Linked DNA regions of Homo sapiens: regions 1 and 2 are each linked to region 3. A link is an interaction called in ENCODE POLR2A ChIA-PET data of the cell type or tissue named here. Cell type or tissue: A673. All regions are shown on one strand. Links, peaks and the distances in the headings refer to the core of each region. The heading gives the core; the rest is flanking DNA.

What was found. Peaks named below come from ENCODE experiments on the same cell type or tissue, not always from the same donor. Only the 100,000 strongest peaks of a DNase experiment are listed, where the experiment ranks them.
Region 1: POLR2A ChIA-PET joins it to region 3 with 8 read pairs; 1 of 35 experiments calls an interaction of 5 or more read pairs at or near these places.
Region 2: POLR2A ChIA-PET joins it to region 3 with 8 read pairs; 1 of 35 experiments calls an interaction of 5 or more read pairs at or near these places.

What each region holds. Positions count from the first base shown.
Region 1 is chr12:16,951,511-16,959,000 of GRCh38, reverse strand. The region is part of intron 2 of LOC105369677 (a long non-coding RNA gene); the gene reads left to right. Among named protein-coding and RNA genes, the nearest start is that of LMO3, 350 kb to the right of the region's middle. In A673, for the core only: no CTCF peak of the experiment used is centred there; a DNase peak (open chromatin) is centred at 3,480.
Region 2 is chr12:16,109,633-16,117,122 of GRCh38, reverse strand. All of the region lies in intron 1 of LOC101928362 (a long non-coding RNA gene), which reads right to left. Among named protein-coding and RNA genes, the nearest start is that of SLC15A5, 160 kb to the left of the region's middle. In A673, for the core only: no CTCF peak of the experiment used is centred there; DNase peaks (open chromatin) are centred at 3,752, 4,322 and 4,722; H3K4me3 peaks cover 1,072 bases; H3K27ac peaks cover 3,032 bases.
Region 3 is chr12:17,368,012-17,375,501 of GRCh38, reverse strand. No RefSeq gene overlaps it. Among named protein-coding and RNA genes, the nearest start is that of LINC02378, 220 kb to the left of the region's middle. In A673, for the core only: no CTCF peak of the experiment used is centred there; DNase peaks (open chromatin) are centred at 2,801, 3,541, 3,841 and 4,681; H3K4me3 peaks cover 275 bases; H3K27ac peaks cover 4,650 bases.

The sequences.
Region 1 (7,490 bases), core at 1,201-6,200, 420 kb after region 3:
AATGAGGTTTATTTTATTTTATTCCATTTTCCTAGGATTATACTTCCATATGCCTGATAGAAATAATTTTGCAGCTATGTATTATCCAACCAACACACGGCTGGAGTTCTTAACCTACATCAGTATTTAGCTGATTTTTGTGTTCGTTCCTAAAAGCATTCTATGAAACTCATTGATAAAATATTTTTGAACTTTTCATGGCTCTATCAAGGTATCATGGGTTACATGGAGCTTTGGAGATCAATTCAAGAACAGAGTTCGTGAATCTGTCCCTGCTACCAAAGCAAAAGACCCTATTTACTCTGTTATATTAAATAAATGAGCACTTTATACAAACATCTGATGCTTAAATTAGCTTTAGAGCCTACCACAGTGAAAGCTGAGTAGAGTTATACTGACATTTTTGAAATAAGTAAATAAGACCTTGAACCTGATCAAGGGAATTTGATTTTCTTTTAAGTTTCTCTTATGTAATGATTACAGATACTAGAAATCTGTAAACATGTTCGCTCTCCACTTAGAAGAAATTGTACTATATATGCTTGTAATTTCAAAAAAAAAAAACCCTTTGCATAAACGTTTGTGAGATGTGTCTGCTTATTTTTAGAATATATGGAAACTCTCAGAATAATTATTGTTACATAGAAAATGATGAATAATTGATGTCCATGTTAATATATAGTATTATTACTATGTGACAAATATTATTTGTAGAAAGGGGAATATAGCTTGTTTAAACTTACAGAGAAAATGATCAGTGCAATCTACTGGCCCAAAATATTTAACACATTTCACCAAAGGGTGACCGTTTTGCTGTTCTACCTGAAGGAGTAGACAGTTGTCAATAAAGTTTTTGATCGCCATCAACATGACATCTACTCAATAGTCTGAAAGTTAAGCCTATAATGGTATTTTAACAATCTCAATTTCTCATGCTAATAATAAAAATATTACCCCTATAATATTTGTATTATATTTATCATTGCTATTTTCTATATTCTATTTTAAAAAAAAACTTTACCCGTCTATGAAGTGGTTCATACTTGTCCTAGTCACATATTTAATTTAGTAACCAATATTATGAAAATGTTGTCTTTGTCTGCTTGTGCTGCTATAATAAAATATTAATACCATAGACTGGGTATTAATAACTGGGTAAATTACTGACATGTATTTCTCACAGTTCCAGAGGCTGGGAGGTCCAAGATCAAGTTGCTAGAAAAACTTAGGTTCTAATGAAGGCCCTTCTGACTTGCCAGCCATCTTCTTACTGTGTACTCAGGGGCATGGCCTTTCCTTGGTGCATGTAGATAGAAAGAGAGAGATCTCAGATTTCTTCTTCTTTTGATAAGGGCGTTAATCTAATCATAAGGACTTCACTCTCATAATCTAATCTAATCCTATTTATCTCCCGAAGACCTCACTTCCAAATCACACTGGGTATGAGGACTTCAACTACAAAATTTGGGGGAATACAAACATCCAGTCCATAGTAGGTATTCAGAAATTAGCAGACTTCAATAATGAAAAAAGATAATGTTGAAAAAAGGAAACAAGGAAGGAAGGGAGGGCAGGCAGGCAAGAGGAAGGAAAGGGGAAGAAAAATGGAAAGAGAAAAAAGGAGGGAGATATGAGAGAAGGAGAGAAGTGGGGAAAGATAAAAGCAGATAAATAAAGAAAAAGGAGGCTGGGCATGGTGGCTTATGTATGTAATCCCAGCACTTTAGGAAGCCGAGGCAGGCAGATCACGAGGTCAGGAGTTCGAGACCAGCCTGGTCAACGTAGTGAAGCCTCATCTCTTCAAAAAATACAAAAATTAGCTGGGCCTGGTGGCACGTGCCTATAGTCCCAACTACTCAGACGGCTGAGGCAGGAGAGCTTGAACCCCGGAGATGGAGGTTGCAGTGAACCGAGATTGTGCCACTGCACTCCAGCCTTGGCAACAGAGCTAGACTCTGTCTCAAAAAAAAAAAAAAAAAGAAAAAAAGAAACAGGAAGAATGAAGGAAAGAAAGAAATGAAGGAAGTGAAAAAGGAAGGAAGGAAAGGGTGGGCTGCTCAACTACATATTGTACTAGGGGAGTAAAGGTACAAAGCCCTTCATAATTATGATGATTTTAAAAGTGTCATTTTTTTATAACTAAAGAATGTCTCATAGTATAATTTCCTATATATAAAATAGTGGTTTAAAAAAGTCTTGCATGAAATAACATTGTGTTTTATTTCTATTTGTTATCTTATTATTGGAATTACTTCTGACTATGGTTCTCTATCCCTACTTTTGGTAAGCATGACACTGGTTTGAAATTGAGCCATCATATCCTAGGGTTGCTACCTGCCTACCTGCAAGCAGTGTCTCTTTTCCTGTTTGTTGAAAATGCTAATCACAAAATGGCTAGCAAACCACTAAATTAATGTAAGCTTGTAAATGCAATTTACGTTAATGGACATCATACAGTTTAAAAGCAAAGATTCAAGGTTTTCAGACAAATCTCATTCTTGAGCACAAGCTATTACTTTTCAGAAAAAACATTTGTGATATAATTCAGCAAAATGCAATAAATGCATTTGGGTTTTGGAATAAATAAGTTTTTTTTTTTTTACATTGTACTCTAACCAGAAGATTATTTTTTCTCATCTGAGTCTGCAGAAATCTATAGTATCCTTCTCCATCTACCTCTTCCCTTTTCCACCATGTGGGAGAGTGTTTGTACTTAAAAGAAACATATCGTAAAGAACATATTTCATTTTCAGTTCCTGCTTGCTTGGATTTGTGCATTAGTGTTTAGGAATTTAGGTAAACATGAGAACAAGAGAAAAGTATATGCTAACAACGCAGTGAGGTAGAGGTAGAAAGTCTAGTGGTAAAGTGATGAAAACTATAATCAGAAAAGCGAAGAACTAGTTAAATTAGCCTTACCTTTGGTGATTCCAGAAAATGGGGACTGCAGAAACATGAACTATGTTTAGTAATATGAAAATGAGATAACAAAAGAAAGATGATATCTGGGCTTAGATCAGGATGAATTCAGGAACTCTATCATAGTTATTCCTAATTAAAGAGGGCCTATAGATTTTATTCCATATGATGCAACTATTTGTCCTTAAAGTACATATTTTTAAACTTGGTATCATTTATTTCAGAATATGGGCTTCATTTTTTTTTAAATTTTCTTAACTCTCATTTACTACTGAACTCACTCTGATTATGACATTTTCTTCTCTACTTTTTTCTTGTATATATCAGCACTTCCTCACTAAAACTATGCTCAAAATGGCCCAAAACAATACACTGTTACTAAATCCGATAAGTAATTTTAAGTCCATATTTTATTTGGAGTCCTGCATCATTTAGGTTCTGTCTGCTTTCTCAGGGACCAGTCTCCTGTGGTTTTCCTACTCTCTGGTGCTCCTTTTCAGTCTCTTTTGTAATTTATTTTATCCTTAGCTAGTCACTTAATGTTGGAATTACTCAACACTTCTTCATATGACTCACCCTCCCTAGACAGTCTTATTCACCCTGTAGTTTTCAGTCACTATCTTTATAGATCAACTCTGAAACATACATAGCTCCTCAATGATTAACAGCCTCCAACAAAGTGGTACATTTGTTACAATTCATGAACCTACAATGACATATCATCATCCAGAGTCCAGAGTTTACAACAGGGCTCGCTCTTGATATTGTACATTTTATAGGTTTGTGCAAACGTGTAATGACATATATTCACCACGATAGCATCATACAGAGTAGTTCCACTGCCGTAAAATTTCTCTGTGCTCAACCTATCCATCCTTCCCATACTTCCCACTAACACTTGGCACTCACTGATCTTTTTACTGTCTCCATAGATTTGCTTTTCCCAAGTTGCCATATAGTTGGAATCATGTAGTGTGTAGCCTTTACCGTTTGCCCTCTTTAAATTAGTAATATGCATTTATGTTTCCTTTATGTGTTTTCCTGCCTTGATAGATCATTTCTTTATAGCACTGAATAACATGCCGTTGTCTGCATGTACCACAGTTTATTTATGCATTCTCTTACTGAAGAACATCTAGGTTGCTTTTATGTTTTGGCAATTATAAATAACACTATAAACATTGTGTGCAGGTTTTTGTGTGGGCATAAGTTTTCAACTTTTGGAGGTAAATACCAAGGAGCACCATTGCTGGATGTTACGGTAAAAGTACATTTACTTTTGTAAGAAACTGCCAAACTGTCCTGTTGGACATAAAATTGGTTGTACCATTTTGTTTTTCTATAAGTAGTGAATCAAAGTACCTGTTTCTGCACATCCTCACTAGCATTTGGTGTTGTAAGTGTTCTGATTTGGGCCATTCTAATAAGTATATGGTAGTATCTTGTTTTTGTTTTCATTTGCATTTTCCTGATGACATATGATCTGGAGTATCTTTTCATATGCCTATTTGCCATCTTTACATCTTCTTTGGTGAGGTATCTTTTAAGGTGTTTGGCCTACATTTTAATCGAGTTCTTTTCTTACTGTTGAGTTTTAAGAATGTTTTCTATATTTCGAATACTAGTCCTTAATCAGATAGGTCTTTTGTAAATATTTTCTGTCAGAGTGTGTCTTGTCTTTATTATCTTGGCAGTGTCTTTCACAGAGTAGAAAATTTTAATTTTAATAAAGTCCAACTTCTCATTTTTTGGGATCATGGATTAATGCAAGGATGTCCAATCTTTTGGCTTCCCTGGGTCACATGGGAAGAAGAACTGTCCTGGGCCACACATAAAATACACTAACAATAGCTGACGACCAAAAAAAAAAAAAAAATCACACAAAAAAAATCAATGTTTTTAAAAAGTTTACGAATTTGTGCTGGGCTGCATTCAAAGCCCTCCTGGGCTGCCTGGGGCCCATGGGCCACAGGTTGGATAAGCTTATATTAATACCTTTGGTGTCACATCTAAAAAGTCACCACCAAACCCAAGACCATCCAGGTTTTTCTCTTATGTGATCTTCTGGGAGTTTTACAGGTTTATTTATTTACGTATTTAGGTCTGCAATACAATTTGAGTTAATTTTTGTGAAGGAGGTAAGGTCTGTGTTTATATTCATTTTCTTAATGTGGATGTCCAGTTGTTCCAGCACCATTTGTTGAAAAATCTGTCTTTTCTCCATTGTATTGCCTTTGCTTCTTTGTCAAAGGTCAGGTGATTATATTTATGTGGATCTATTTCTGGGCTCTGTATTTTGTTCCAATTATCTATTTTTCCATTCTTTTACTAACACCACACTACCTTGACTGCTATGACTTTACTGTAAATCTCGAAATCTGGTAGTGTCATTCCTCCAACTTTGTCCTAATTTTTCAATATCGTGTTCGCTATTCTGTATGTTTTGCTTCTCCATACAAACTTTAGAATCATTTTGTTGCTATTTACAAAATAACTTGCTGGTATTGTAGTTTTAATTTCAAATCCCTCTTGTTCATTTTTGGTATATCAAAAAGCAACTGGCTTTTGTATATTAACTTTGTATCCTGCAACCTTGCTATAATTACTCATTCAGATTTCCTCTTTTGAGATTCAGACTTACATATATAACTGCTTACTGAATGTTTTGAATGGTATTACACAAAGACTTCAAACTTAATCTAAGACATAATTATTATCTCACCCACATATTTTTGCCCAACACACCCTTTTTCCTATTTATTTCCTGATTCAGCAAGATAAATAACCACCCACTTATATAATCCATATAAAAAAAAACCTAAAAATCCTGTTTGCTCTCTGTAGCAGACATTGTCAGTGCTCTGCTGAGATCTTTAAATTAGGTTTCTGGCTTTGTTTCTTTGTGTCCCCTTCCAGGATCTTTGTACTTTTGTGTCCAATAGCCCACACCCCAATTTTTAAGAGAGCTGTCCTTGGACTACTAAAGCTGTTTTGCCTGAAATTTAGAGTTACCTGGGAATAATTCTGGGCCTATAGTCAATGCTTGGTTATACAGAAATATGATATTTTCACTAGATTTAGTTGACCTGTTATATGATTCCATAATACTTCAGATTTCTCTTTTGATAGTACTGTCACAAATATTTGTGCAATGGCTTTCTTTTTTCTTTTCTTTCCTTTTTTTTTTTTTTTTTTTTTGATGGAGTCTCACTCTGTTGCCCGTGCTGGAGTGCAGTGCCGCCATCTCAGCTCACTGCAACCTCCACCTCCCGGGTTCAACCGATTCCCCTGCCTCAGTCTTCCGAGTAGCTGGAATTATAGGTGCGCACCACCAGGTCCAGCTAATTTTTTGTATTTTAGTAGAGACGCGGCCATGTTGGTCAGGATGGTCTCAACCTCCTGACCTCGTGATCTGCCCGCTTTGGCCTCCCAAAGTGCTGGGATTACAGGCATGAGACACCGCGCCTGGCCGCAATGGCTTTCTTTTTCATTAGACTCTGAGTCTATGAGAGCAGGAGACACGTGTGTGTTTTCTTTTTCATCTTTGTGGTCTCAGCAAGTGACATAATATCTGACATATAATAGGTGCCTTATAAATATTTGTTCAATTAATAAGTTAAGAATTCCTTTAACTATCAACTATTGAAGGATTTTCTGAGAGATACCTAAATTGGACAGGTACAATTAGAATAAATAATTGTATTCCTTTGTTGTCAGGATCAGATAATTCTGTATAGGTGGGGGCATGTATGCACATGTACACAAATATCTACAGCCATCAGATATGCTGAGTTCTATTTTATATACGTATAAATGGAAGAGTTCTAGACAGATGGTTTATAAAATACCAAATGGCACTAAGTATTGTCTTGTGTAATTTTATAAAGAAAATCCTAAATTTGAAGCATTTAAAAGTATGATATTACATATGTCACTTCTTCCCATGTGTCTTACTTCCACAATCTTTCCCAACAAAAACAACAACAACTCAATTCAGATCACACTCATTTTTAATTTAGCAAACACACAAACTTCTACCTCTAACACACATTTCAAAAAGCATAATGTTAGGTTATAAAAGAAAACTATCATACATTAACTATACTAGATGTCTTTTAGAGTTTTATCATTGTGTTCATAAAAACCACAAAGAAGTAATACTGTTTCTACCATCTTTTTTTCTAAAAGATTTAACATCTTTAAAACTTTCCTGAAAATATATTCATTGTTTTTAGCATTGCTTCTTTGATTTCATACCAAACTTATGTTTATCACATGATTGCTCACCCAATTATACAACAAAATAAAAAGCATCATCAAATAGTTTAATAGGAATAGGAAAATGTAGTTTGGTTCATCAAATGATGCAGAAAATAATGTAACAACAAAAAAATCTGATTGCAAGTAAGATATTAGTTGTACTAGAATCTGTATCCCCACACTTGCTAAGAAAAGAAAATACTGGGCCTTGAGAATATAGATGATATATTATATATTGAGAATATAGATTACAATATAGACTAGAAGTGTGGGAACACAGTGAAATCATCAAGTTTTTTGAAAAAGTACAA
Region 2 (7,490 bases), core at 1,103-6,102, 1.3 Mb after region 3:
TGTGCTCTGGAATTTAAATTAAAACTATCAGTGTGAACTCATGGAATAACTTTGTCCACTGAAGATGCTTAGAAACAACAACCATCTCTAGCAAAGAGGTTGTGGCTTTAAAGTAACATTTCCCCCCAAAACAACAACCAACTGTTCTTGAAGAAGTGGCTATTTCCATGTCTACGGTAAGAAATGTACGAGTTGCACCTGGAAAACCTTGTCATGCCAAATAGCAAAACAAAATTATCAGTCATGTTAAAAGAACTTGATGGCATGGTGGCTAACGCGCGTAATCTCAGCACTTTGGGAAGGCAAAGCGGGTGGGTCAGTTGAGGTCAGGAGTTCAAGACCAGCCTGGCCAACATGGCGAAATGCCATCTCTATTAAATATACAAAAATTAGCCAGGCATGGTGGCAGGTGCCTATAATCCCAGCTTCTCGGGAGACTGAGGCAGGAGAATCGCTTGAACACGGGAGGCAGAGGTTGCAGTGAGCTGAGATTGCACCACTGCACTCCAGCCTGGGCAACAGAGCAAGACTCCATCTCAAAGATAAATAAATAAACAAACTAACAAATAAATAAATAAAATAACTCGAAAGCCAACCTGAAGAAGCTCCCACTAGCCAAATGCAGGACAATTTAAGCTTCAGTGAAGATATCTAAGTGGATCGAATGGGGATTGAAATTTCATCTTTCAGAAGGGATCAACACGACTCTGAATCCAGCTGCCAATTTGTAGAAATACAGAGGACAAAGAAAAGTGTTAAAAGGAAAAACACAGGCTATAAGAAATTTTGCAGATCAAATCCCTCAGGTTCTTCAGTGAATATCCCTCAGGTTCTTCAATAAATAATTTGTGAGGAAAAGAAAGGGATAGAGGGAGGATCTGCAGATTTAAAAATATTTAGAAGTCCTAAAATTTGAAAAATAGGCAAGACAAAATTATAGTGGCTAGGGATACACAATTTTGATGAAACTATAAAGAACTGCCAAAAAATGCTTATTATAGAATTAGGATAGTGGTTACTTTGAAGTGAAAGAGAAGTGCTGAAACTGGAACGGGCTCCTTGGGTAGCCAGAAAAGTTCTATTTCTAAAGATGGGTAATTATTTCAACAAATGCCTCGCTCATTAATCTACACAGTTCCGTGTTATTTTTCTGTAACTATGTTTCATTTTACATAAATAGTAAACAAATACATGCTAAATAAATATTAGCTACACTTAAAATCAAACTGAAAATATTTTGTAATATTCTAACATAATAAGAAGTAGCTAAATGCTAGAAAACAGAGCTTCAAAATTAAGACATTCTAAGAAAATCTCTCTGATTCTCTGATTACCACTTTACATTTTTTGGAATACATGGGTGCCTAGCACTGAGCTTGAACCAAGGCCCAAACCCAGTTCTCCCTGGGATGTTTTAGCTTTTAGAAGAGCTCCCTCTTCTTTATTTAGAAATAATAAGTGACATAGAACATCGCTGGTCAGACTCCCCAGCACGCCAACTCTGGGACAGAGAGCTGCACGCATGAAGCTTATTGGGGAGTGCTCATGGGACCATCTGTGAGGAAGTGAAGGAAGACGGCTTACGCCAGTGAAAGAATGCAATTGCGATGCAGACAGACCTCAGACAGTCCCATGAAAGTCCTGGAGCTGGAATAAGTATTCAGAGTTGTCCCACCTTGAGGCAAGGAGCATGGGACTTTATTACACACAATTTGTTTGGGGCCCCAACAACCAGTCATAGATGAGGGCTGCTCTAGGGAAAGGAGTGTGAGCTACTTTGGGCCAAGTAGATCTCTTCCTTTGAGGGTAATTCCCAGACAGTCATTCAGGTCCATGCTGTCAACCACCTATTTCCCAGGTGTTTGGAATGAGTGCCTCCATCCTGAAGGAAGATCTAGACAGTGACCCACTACCAAGAGCAATTCAACCATTTTGCTTCTCTTCAGTCAATCTATGTGTCAAGCATACTTTGTCTCTAGAAGCTTGCATTTCACTTTGCTCTACCTTTTGAGCCTATGTTCTGAAGAAGAGTTTTGCTTCAAACTTTCAAAGAAATCTAGAAATTTGGCCTTTAAAATATTTTCTATGCATATCAAAATTCAATTTATGTGAAAAGCTGCAACACATTACTATTATCACAACATTGTTACTGATTCAATCAACACTTATTGAATGCAAAGCCTTAGGAACCCAGTGGTGAACAGAGTCCCCTTTTGACTAAAGTTTACTGTCTCCTGCTTATTCACTCCATGTTGTTCAATGCTGCATAATGATGACATTCTCATATGTTCTGAGTAATCCTTCATTCACTTCCATTCTGGGGATAAATGTTACAGATGATATTTATGCCATTCTTAAAAAATCAGTAACATTTCAAGATTTTTCTGTGACATTTCTTCTCTGTGCTAAATGGTTTCTTTAACTTGATATCTACTTGAGATTGCATCAGAAGAATGAGGCAGGGGCTTTAGATAGCAATTCAAGATGGACTTCCTGATGTCTTTGTAACAATCGGGTTTCATACTCTTGAGACAGTTGAAAAAAAAAATCATACTTCCTGTGTTTGCAATCATTCCACATCATTCACTTTTTTGCATAAATACATAGAACATGTGTTGGGATTTAATTCTCCAGGGGTGTTTTACATTTCTGCATGTTAAGACATAATGCTTGGACTGTGGAACATACTTCTCACTTTATAATGTTGATTATTATTGTTATTTTTATCATTCTTTAGCTTTTTTCTCATCATTGATTTACATGCTGGTGTCCTCCACACTATTAGGAACTGCTTCCGAGTAGGGGACCACATTTTATCCACCTTTTTGCCTCCAGGCATAGTGCAGTCCCTTGAACATGGAAGAGACTCAATAAGTGTGTTAAAATAAATTGAACTCGAGTACATCGAACTGTGCTGTGATTTACGCGTAATATTAAAACTTTGCCCTAGCAAATGTTAAAGCTGTTGTTTTGCATTTCTACAGAAGTTCAATAGAACTCTTGGAATTCAAAGTTCCAAATATAAATTTCACTGGCTTTAAATAATTGTTTAATAATAAAATCCAGTATTAAGTAAAATAAGATTTTCTTGTATAAATTGTTTCTACCTTTCGTAAAAGCAATCTGGCAATATTTATCAATTTTTTAATCTACTTGTATACAAGTTCATATGTAAGAACACATCCTAAATAAATAATCTTAAATATAAACAAATACGTAGCCAAAATGATGTTGAGTTTTTACTTTTATTTCTTTAATCCTTCCTGCAAACCTGGATAGTACAAGTTATCTTTACTCACTGCACTTCTGTAATTTAGGGAATATATTCTATATAGAAAAGGGGCTTCCAGTGTCCCTCAATTTTCCAAACTCAAAAAGAAACAAAACAAAACAAAATTTGAACCTTTAGCAAAAAGTTTGGCTACTTATTTAGGTTATTTATGGCTACTAATTGTTATCAGTACACAGAGATTTTAGGAATAGGTGTAGATTCTTGACAACTGTATAAATGAACACGTAAAGATGTAATTTTGACACGTGTTTTAACTTCACATCCTGATTTGGCCTTTGTGCCTGTTGGAAGACAACATTTGTTCTCTTTGATAAGCAGTAGAAATTTTATCAGATTTTGTAAAAATTAATGAAGTACAAGAAGTCAGAAACAAATGTTCTCTGATACCACTTTGCTAGAGCAAGATGACAGGAAAGCTGCAGGTTAAGGGCTCCCTAGGGAGTTTCTGAGCACTCATGAGGGAGAGTTGGAAGATCTGGAGACGGAGTGCACGAGCTGGGAATCCCCTCTTGGTGGACTATGGGTGTGCCCATAGTCCATAGGTAATTTCTTCTCTCTTCCAGCTGCCATCTAATTATAGAGTAGGGGATCCGCAAAGAGTCTCCTATGAGCTCTTGAAACAATTCTCCTTCCCCTGCTGGCCTATCTCGGTGAGTGCAAACAGGGCCGCCCCCAAACATCCTTGAACTTGAGGCAGGTTAAACTATGTAGCAGCTTCAGTTTCCCCCATCAGCACCACAAATACTTAACTCCAGGCCCAGTCTGTAGCAAAGACCATAGTTGCCACCTGTCTTAGTCTGTATTGCTATAAAGGAATACCCAAGGCTGGGTAATTTATAAAGAAAAGAGGTTTACTTGACTTACAATTCTGCAAGCTAAACCACAGCACCAGCATCTGCTTCTAATAAGGGCTTCAGGCTGTTTCCACTCATAGCAGAAGATAAAGGGGAGCCAGTGTGTGAGAGATCACATGACAAGAGAGGAAAGCAAGGGCAGGGGAGGTGCCAGATTCTTTTTAACAACCCACTGTCCCGGGAACAAACAGCAAGAGCTCACTTACTACCACGTGAACGGCACCAAGCCGTTCGTGAGGGATCCGCCTCCTGAGCCAAACACCTCCCACTAGACCCCATCTCCAACACTGGAGATCAAATTTCAACATGAGATTTGGAGGGGACAAATACTCAAACCATAAGCACTCCCTTCTTCACCCAGGACCTAGAGGCAAGGCCTGACCACTATGAAAGTAAGGATGGTATTAATGCATGGCTTTGAAGTCATTAGCTATATTCAGAATAAGAGGACTATGGAAGAAGACCATCCTTAGTCTCATTTAATAATAGTAAATTGATCCAAATTCAAAAATAGCTTCCTGTTGCAGAGAAGTAAAATTCTTGTAAAGGATTTATTTCAAAGCAGTGCTAATTAATCCCTGGAGCTAGACAAGGGTGTCGTTTCACGCTGTTCCTGAGAAAAAGCCTCTCTCAGGGCACCAGCATTTCCCTCCCAGCCTCTCAGGCTCCAGGGGGCCGGCACAGCTGCACTCTGGCCACCACCCCTGGGCAGAACCTGCAGAAGCTTCCTTTCTGTTCCTCTCAAGTAGCTTAGCAGACACTCCCAAAATGGATAAAAATGTAAGCAGACACAGGATAGGATGTAGGGAGAAGAGCTCAGGAATTCCAGAACTTTACGAAACTGAAAAATTGTATGGGCTCTGAATAAAGTGCATATATATATATACACACACATATATATACATAAAGTACATACATATATATATATATATATATATATATATATATATATATGCGCATAACTTCAATTCTCCTTTCTCTTTATCTCATGGGATGAGGGGAAGAGGTTCCATAGTTACCAAAGGAACAAAATTTCAGAATCATAGCCTTGGGGCAAGTGTCCAAATTTCCCTGGTGTTTCACAATATTGAAGTAGAGAGGCCACTTGTAGCTGTAGAGGTATTAAACTGGGCCAGCCACAGTAGCTCACGCCTGTAATCCCAGCACTGTCTCTGATTTGACCAGGAATTTGAGACCAGCCTAGGCAACATACTGAGACCTCGTCTTTATATTTTTTTAAAAAAATTAATCAATGTATTAGTCCGTTTACACACTGCTGATAAAGACATACCTGAGACGGGGAAGAAAAAGAGGTTTAATTGGACTTACAGTTCCACATGGCTGGGAGGTCTCAGAATCATGGCGGGAGGCAAAAGCAACTTCTTATATGGCAGTGTCAAGAGAAAAATGGGGAAGAAACAAAAGTGGAAACCCCTGATAAACTCATCAGATCTCGTGAGACTTATTCACTATCACGAGAATAGCATGAGAAAGACAGGCGAGAGAATTGCCTCCCCTTGGGTCCCTCCTACAACACGTGGAAATTCTGGGAGATACAATTCAAGTTGAGATTTGTATGGGGACACAGCCAAACCATATCAATCAACAAATAATTTTTTTAAATAAAAGATAAAGAAATATTAAACTGCACTTTGGCCAAGTCCTCTTTAGGGGAGGAGAAAGACGAATCCATCAGCATCACTATTTGGGAAAAAAGAGAATATGATGGAGCCTTAGGAAGACAAAACATCAATTTATGCAACCATTATCATTTACAAATTAGGAAAAGAGGAAGTAGCCATGGAGTGATATTTTGAAAGCTGAATAAATGCCAAGATGAGGAAGAGCATTTGGGAACAGAGAATTGCATGAGGGAAAGAGGAGCAGGGCAAGTGAGCCAGCAGAGTTCGGGAAAGCTGTAGCATGGATATCAATTAATGAAGATAGCTGAGAATACGTCTGGAGAGACAAGCAGGGGTCATACCAAAGTCTCAACTTGATGTCTTGGGCAGTGGGGACTCAGGCCATCAACTCAACTGTGTTCTGAGATGTAACTAGTAGTTACAGGACACTAAAGGTAGAGAAACATAATGTACTGCAGTCAAGCTAAAGACAGCCATATCCCTGGAAGGGAGGATGTGGAAACCCACCTCTTCACTGCCCTAGGCCAAGCCTTGTGCCTAGAGGCTCCAGTCCCACTGCTGACATTTATTCACTGTGTGAGCAAGTTAGCTAATCTCTCTGGAATTCCTTTTTTAATTCCTTTATGGTGGTGGATATTTATACCTGTTTTGCAGGGTTGCTGTAACAATTAAGTGAGTTAATAATATAGGTAAAATCGTATATAATATAATATAATATAATATAATATAATATAATATAATATCTGGCATGTAAATACTCAGTGAATGCGATTTTATTTTATCTTCTCCTTTATTCCTTATTTTTATGTGACCATAACCCTACTGTAATGAATTTCTATCCCTTTCACCTGTTCAAGTCTAACTTGATTTGTTTATTCGCTTATTCATTAGTCTATTCATTCAGTGATGGTTATTAAGTGCTTGTCATGTACCAGGAAATACGGTAGGGGTTGAAGATGAATATGGCAGTGCCTACTCTATTGGAAAAGGGAAATAAATAACTACACAAAGGCAATGTAAAAACTATATGAAATCTCTCTTCACCGCTCCAGTTGTAAGTGATCAATCATCTGTCTGATTTTTTATGCCACTTTCATCACTTATGGCAAAATTACCTTGAAATGTAGTTAACTTTTCAAGTGACTGTGACTCTTTTCCCCAACCAGATGTAAGTTCCGTAAGGAAGGGCACTATAGCTCATCATTGGTGTAATTTCCTCGGTGCCCTGATCATGAGAATTCCATAAATACATGTTAGCGATTGTGATAAGATGAAGAGGCAGGACCTTATTCACTCACACAGTTATGCAGACGAATTCCTCTCATTAACATGCTAACATTTTGCTCCCCATTTTGTGACTTACCGTGGTATCAATGTCAAAGAAAACAAGGCAAGCATTATAAGTTAACGTCCATAAGACTAATGTGTCCTTGTCCATTCTCTGCAAATAATCATATTCCTAAACTTCAACACTTCTAAGGTCTTCATTCTCATCCCTACCCCACTTATAGTCTGTGGATGGGTGACCTAGCTTTTTCTTTCACATAAAAAGTAAAATGTACTGAATGAACATTCCTCAGATTTTTCGTCTCCTGTCCCTCACCTACACACCCATTTATATCCCCATCTACATTTCTTCTTCCCCATCCTGTCTTCATTCTTGCTTAGCATTAGGCACATCAACTCTCCTCTGAATTTGAT
Region 3 (7,490 bases), core at 1,261-6,260:
CCTTATTCTTTGGGAGCAATTAAATGTTCTGGTTAATGGTGAGGTTCTGGTGTCAGACAGTCTGAGGTTCAAATCTCATCCCTGCAGCTTACTAGCTGTGTGATTTGGACAACATATTTAATCTCTCTGGACTTCAATTTTATATCTGCAATCTGGAAACATGCTGTTCGCCTTTAAAGATTAAATGAGATAATATAGATTCAGTATTTAGGATAATTCCTGGTATAAAATTAGAACTCAATATACGGTGGGAATGGGTTTCACCTCTCAGTTGCAAGTGTACAATGTGCCTCACTTATATCTGCTAAGATAACACTTCTCTGAGCTCCTGTTTACCCAGCTAACAAAAACTTTCATTTCAGATGTTTTCTAGGGAGACTTAGCACACCATAAGTTAGTGCAAGATCTTTGAGGGTCATGGACTTTCTAGAATATTCAAGGTAGAGGTCTCCAGCTGTCATTTCACAGAGGACACTGCTGATGCTCTTGTTTTCCAATTTCTGTGAACATTTAAGAGGTTGATTCTGCTTCTTTAGTGTCAAGCTTGGGTGGGAGGCTTTCACTGAGGCTGGACATTATGAATGAATGTACAGCTTCCATAAGAGCAACATGCACACATTCCCAACAGAGTGCAAGAAAAAGTAAGTCATGGAGTGTGACACTCAAGAAACCATCAGCCATAGTCCCTTCCCTCTAGTTCAAGATTATCTTCCATATACTCACCCAATATCACCTAAGACTAAACAGGAAAATAATCTTTTACATGAAACATGGGACCTTGAGAAGTTAACCCAGCAGATACAAATTATGCTTTCCTCTCTTTCCTTAGTAGGGAAGATGTGTGCAAATAAAATTCAATGCCAACATTAAAGAAACTAGGTTTTGTTTTGTTTTTGCTTTTAAGGTTCTATGTTCCCATGGCAGTTACAGGCTGGCTGGCTATATATTAAAATGATTAAAATTATTTCTTACAAAATTATTTTTTCTTAATAATAGAGAAGTGGGCCAGGCGCGGTGGCTCACGCCTGTAATCCCAGCACTTCGGGAGGCTGAGGCGGGCAGATCACGAGGTCAGGAGATGGAGACCATCCTGGCTAACATGGTGAAAGCCCGTCTCCACTAAAAAATACAAAAAATTAGCCAGGCATTGTGGCCGGCGCCTGTAGTCCCAGCTACTCGGGAGGCTGAGGCAGGAGAATGGCGTGAACCCGGGCGCTGGAGGTTGCAGTGAGCACAGATCGCGTGCCACTCCAGCCTGGGTGACAGAGTGAGACTCCGTCTCAGAAAAATAAATAAGTAAATAAATTAATTAATTAATTAATTAATAAAAGACAAGTGATAGCATGTGTTCTTATTAATGTCAATGATAGTAAAACAAATAGTATTCAAACCTGCTTGAGAGTATACACAAATATTAAATAAAAACTGGAGGTCTAGTGTAAAAACAAATTTTATACCTAATATATTCAAGGTAGATATGCCATGATTATTTTACTTTTTAATTCATCCATCTATTTTCTAGTTTCTTACAATAGTAGCTCTTTGTGAAAACTAATCAACCTTTAGAAATGGATTCAATCATTTGGTAAAATACCGTGAAACAACAATAGCTACTTGTCACTAGAAAGTATAATGTATGGCAAAATTAACATTAAATTGTACATTACATGATGGAAATCAACATAGGGTGGGTCCAACATATAAAAATTTTTCTGTTAATAAATTGCTTATATTTCTTATATATGTATATATATGTATATATATACGGATAAATATGTGTACATATATAAATATATCATAGGTGCCAATAGAATAGTATACTGAGGTTCCAGGATATTTAAAAAAATAAAGATAAGATTAATACTTGTTTAAAATAAATCTAATATGAGATCTTAAATGCCAAGTACAACTAAAAATATATTATTTTATCTCCTAACAATGCTAAATAAACTCAGTACAATCATGACAGTGGTATTTTTTTAAATTAAGATAAAAAATTAAAAATCATGGACACTGAATAATAGATCTGTTATCATTTATGACTTTTAAAATTAATTTAAAAATCTGAAAGAAAATAAGTTTGAAAGATTTGTAAATTCTTAGAAAAAAATTACAGGATAGCAGATTAGAAGATTTCGGGAACCGTACTATATTCTACCTATTGTGAATTTAGAATTAACCTTGTTAAAATATTATTTATAGATAATATATAATGACTTGTTTTAAAAAAAGTAATTGTTTGCTTCTAAAGGTCTATGCTCCCTTGCGAGTTACTGGCTGGCTAGCTGTGGATTAAAATGATCAAGTAGTCTACTGGGACAAGAAGAAGGCCTTGGGCAACCACTCACCTTACGATGTAAAACCTGCTCTTACAAAATTAAACACAGAATGAGTTGCATTGAACTCTGCTCACTTTTGCTTTGTTTCTTTTATCTTATCTATTTGAAACTCAAGGAGCAATACTGTATTGAAGCATTAAGGTTGATTTTATTTGTGATTTGAAGAATATCCATATTACAGATTATTAAATTATGGCAATCTAACCTTGAAAGCACCTCTATCCGCTGTAAGAGCAACACTTCATCACCTGTTTTGATTCATTAATGTATCATTTAACTTGGTATGACACATGTTCAGCAGTTATAATTACATTATGGTCTTCCTATTACATCAGCTCTGCTCCAAGTTTCTGTCACCACTAGTCCAATTTTCAACATAGAGCAATCCACTGCTCTCTTTCCTTATTAGTGTCATCTTTAATGTAGCAGAGAGGCTGAACCATTACTTGGCACTGAGAGTTTAACAGCAATTAACCCCTGCTCTATCCCCAGGGAGAAGTACATCAGCAACTTGCCAAAACACTGTAAACAAGCTGGCCAAGATCAATGTGCAACCACGCTGGCTGCAGAGCACCTATTGTATTAATTTAGGACTGATATATGGGGATAAAAGGAGGAAATGGTTTGCATGAAATTAACCTGAGTCACTCCTCTACCCAAAATTGGAAATATTTCTTCCCAGAGATAGATATAGAATTAAAAAAAAATAAGTAAAAGAAAACCATGCTTGTAGTTAGCAAATACTGAATATTTATTCAGCTTTATTGCCGTAAGAAAATAATTATTGAATTGATTATTTCACCAGATATTTTTTAAAGGTGGAAAATAAAATGCATAAACAATGTATTCACGGAATGTAAAGGTCAACTTCAGTTAGCAAATAACAAAACAAACTCAATGTTGAGATATATCTTAGTTGTTCTAATTTGCAATTGACTAGCAATGGGAGCCACACATGGTCATCTATAAATTTCAGCGTTAGAAAATTCTCAGCAAGATGCAGTCAGTAGTTCTGAGAGTTGATGCTGCAAACTTTAAAAGCATGCAGAGACAGTACTGAGAGCAGAATGTGTGCTCTGATACTTTCCAGACACATTCTGTCTTAATTTGTAACTGCAGAAAGCCTCAGTACAAAGCTGGATACTTTGATACAGCCCACCCTACGCAAAGTGGAAGAAGCATAATGTAGAGAGGATGAGCAGCTGCTATAGATATAAGGAATATAAAACTATTTGAGGATCAAATCTGGACCTAGGCCAAAGATTTAGCTTGCTACCTCATTTGAGATGAGAAAGAGAGAGAGAGGAAAGAAAGAGGGAGGGAGGGAGGGAGGGAGGAAGGAAGGAAGGAAGGAAGGAAGGAAGGAAGGAAGGAAGGAAGGAAGGAAGGAAGGATGTTATACTCTAATATGCCCAATTATGTTCTTGAGCTGTTTCCTGAGTCTCATTCATTTGCTTAGACTATGTATTTTAATGTTACTACCGCAAGATTGGCACCACACACCACCAGTTTCAATATAATAACAACTGTGCTTCATGCTGAGTGATAGCATGAACTTTACTTTGGAGTAAAACAATACGCTCTTGCAGATATAAAATTTCCTTTGTATGCAAGTGCTTATTTATGAGTTTTTCTGCATTGCTCGCATCTCCTTTTTTCTTTGCAGTCTTTTGTGTAATTATCTTATTGCTGTTCTTTGTTTACTTAAATAGTATCATGCTTCTGTAGATCTTGATTCAAGAAATATCTGAGAAACAGGCAAAAGTATAGATTATTTAATTTGGGGTTATGTTTTAGTATTAATTTTATAAATTAAAATTCAAATTTCCTTCAGAACACGTACCTAACAGAGAAGATGACTGGTGAAAGTTCACAGTGTGTAAATGACTGGATTTCTATTGCCAGACAATGTGTATGATTTTATTCTAAATCAGTGTACAATCAAACATAAAGAAAAATGAAGGAAATCTCCTTTTTAAACTGATTAAATAATTGCTCAGATGCATGCTAGTTTTTTAACTTTCATTCAGTTCTATCTTATCTTATTCAATTTCTCAGCTACTTTTGGTACAAATGACTACTCCTTCATTGAAATGTTTTACACTTGATCTCCTACATATCACACTTCTAGATTACCTTCCATGTTTTTGGCTTATCCTTTTAGCCTTGTTTGCTGGATTTTTCTAATTTTTCCTCCTCTTTATATTTGAGTGTCCCCAAGGCTCAGTCCTGGAGCTCTTTCCACAGTTTCTGCCAGTGATTTTACCTAGTCATAGCCTCCTAAATGTCACAAACAAGACTGATAACTCATACACTTATTTCTGTGGTTCCCACTCCTCCCTTGAGATCCACATTTGCATATCCAACCTCCTTGTCTGCTTTATCAGGGGATGGATGTATAATATGCACCTCAAACTTAACAAAGCCCAAGCAGAATTTGCATATCCCATAGAAACCAAAAAACTTAGACATCATTTTATTTTATTTTCTTATCCTTAGTTATCACCAAAAATATACTAACAATTCCTATCAGTTATAGTCAAAACAAACCCTAACTCTAACTACTTCTCATTATCTTTACTATGCATACCCTTTTTCAATCCCCATCATTTCTTTTCTGGGATATAGAAATATTAACTGTTCCTCCTGTTTCCATTCTCATCCTCTAAGCTGTTTTCACATAGCAATCAAGATAAATAAAATAACATCACCCTCTTTCATAAAACTCTTCAATGGTTTCCTATTACCTTTAAAACAAAACTAAAATTATTTTTAAAATTATGAGGTCCTACATAACGTGTGTGAACATTTCTTCAACCTTTTTTTTGTAAATTATATCTTTCTAAACAGAACCCACTTCAACTACTAGTATTCTTTGTTTTGCTCACCTATCTTTAATCACAGTCATCTATATGTTATAAATATCTTCCTGGCTCTTTGGCCTGCTATAAGAAAATATCGTGGGCTCGGTAGCTTTTAAACAATAGGAACTTACTTATCACAGTTCTAGAAAGTGGGAAATCCAAGTTCAAGCAGATTCAGTGTCTGGGGAGGGTCATTTTGTAGTTCATAGATGGGACCTTCTAGCTGTGTGCTCACATGGTAAAAGAAGCTAGGCAGCTCTCTGGGGCTACTTTTATAAGGCTCTAATCCCATTCATAAGGGCAGAGTCTCCATGATCTAATCATATCTCCAAGGCCCCACCTGCTAATATTATCATTTTTGTGATTAGATCTCAACATACGAATATTAAAGGAACCCAAGCATTCAGACTATAATAACTATACTATTTCCTTTCACCTGTGGGATTCATATTTTCTTTTCTTCTCATTTCTTTTTTCTTTCTACTTGGAATAATCTTGTCCAAGCAAGATTTTTTCATGTCTCATTCTTTCTATGATTCACTCCTGTTTCTCAAATAGGCCTGCAGCAATGTCACATATACACAAAGGCTCTTGCTGACTATTCTTCTCTAATCTCTCTCTCTACCTCCCAAAACATGTATATAGATATAGATACTCATATTTAGATAATAGATATTAATCCTCCTGTCAACAGTATGAAAACTCTAGGAACCAATACACTCTAGAATCTATAACACCACACACTCCCTTTATCTATTTATATATGTTATAAATTCACACAATATCTGAAATTAAATGAGTTATTTGCTTGTTTGTCTGTATATCCCTTTGGGTTTTGTATTGTTCACCACTGATGCCTAAGATAACACCCAGAAAATAACTAATATTCAATAAATATTTTTAAATAGTTGATTAAATTAATTTTGGGAAAAGTAAGGGAGATAATTCCTGCCACAGAGACAGATCTACATTGCTTCTAACTTGGAGAGAACATAAATGGCCTTGTAACTAAAATAGATACAGAAGTCTCCTAGCACTGAAGAAGAATGTTTTATCAAACTAGAATGATTATATTCTGTTTGAAAGTGTGATTTGAAAGTTGTTGAACACTTTTGAATAAAACAGCTATGTGATATAGAAGAAATTAAATGAAAGAAGCATATTTAGAGAGCTATGTAAGCTTATAAATTTTAAAAGATAAGTTTCTATGATTGACTCTATCTTAAATTCTTGTATCACCTCATAGCTTTTTAAACTATAATTTGTAAATACACGTAAGAATCAAAAGTTAATATATGTTATTAATGCCTATTTTTGAGGTGATTATCACTTGAGGAATGATCTACTGCCAAGTTGGATTATGAATACAAAACAATATCATTATCCCCATTTCTCAAAATGTAACATAATGTGTTTAAGATAGAACAATGGCCTTTAAGCAAACTTGATATTCTCAGTTGATCTCAACTTATCAGCTGAAGATATTGCAACACTAAACTGTACCTTCCTTATATAACCACTTTTAACTTGTACAGATTCCCTGAGATTGTCTTATACTCTAAGTCAATTCAGATCCTCTTGCCCCCTCAACCCCCCACACTATCCCCTTTCTTCCCATCAGTAGATAAAAGACCTAATGAGTCATTTAACTTATATTCTAAGTATGGTTTGGAACCCGTAAGAGGCCTTACGATAGGAAAAGAGTAACCAAGGTCAGGTTTTGCAACTACTGGTAGGCTGAGAATGATACACAGTTGTAACTCTGCAAACTGCTTTTCACTCTGCCCCTTTCAGACAAAATTCAACAAAATTTTATTGAACAATTACTATACACCAGGTACTGTTCTCAAATTTAAGGGATAAGAGAGTGCCAGAACCAAAACTCTTAACCTCTTAAAATCTCATACTTAAGTGGGAGGAAATCGGGAATTAAAAAATAAGTACATAAAATATATAGTGCATCCCATAGGGACAAATGTTATGGAGAAAAGCAAAGCAGGGTAGAAATATAGGAAATTTTGGGTGGAAATAATAATTTTAAATGTTTTAGTCAGTGAAAACTATATTAGGAAGGGACATTTGAATAAAGACTTGAATTATTCAGATAATAAGTTTCAGAAGCTCAGGTGAGCTCGATAGACCTAAACTACCAGTTGTTGGAGCAGCTGATTAAAACAACAATCAAAACACAAAACAAAACAAGACAAAAAGAATCAAACCTTTAATCATTCATTGCAAAGTATAAGCCAGAGGCTAAAACTGGAGGAGGCGCTAATTTTCCCCATTC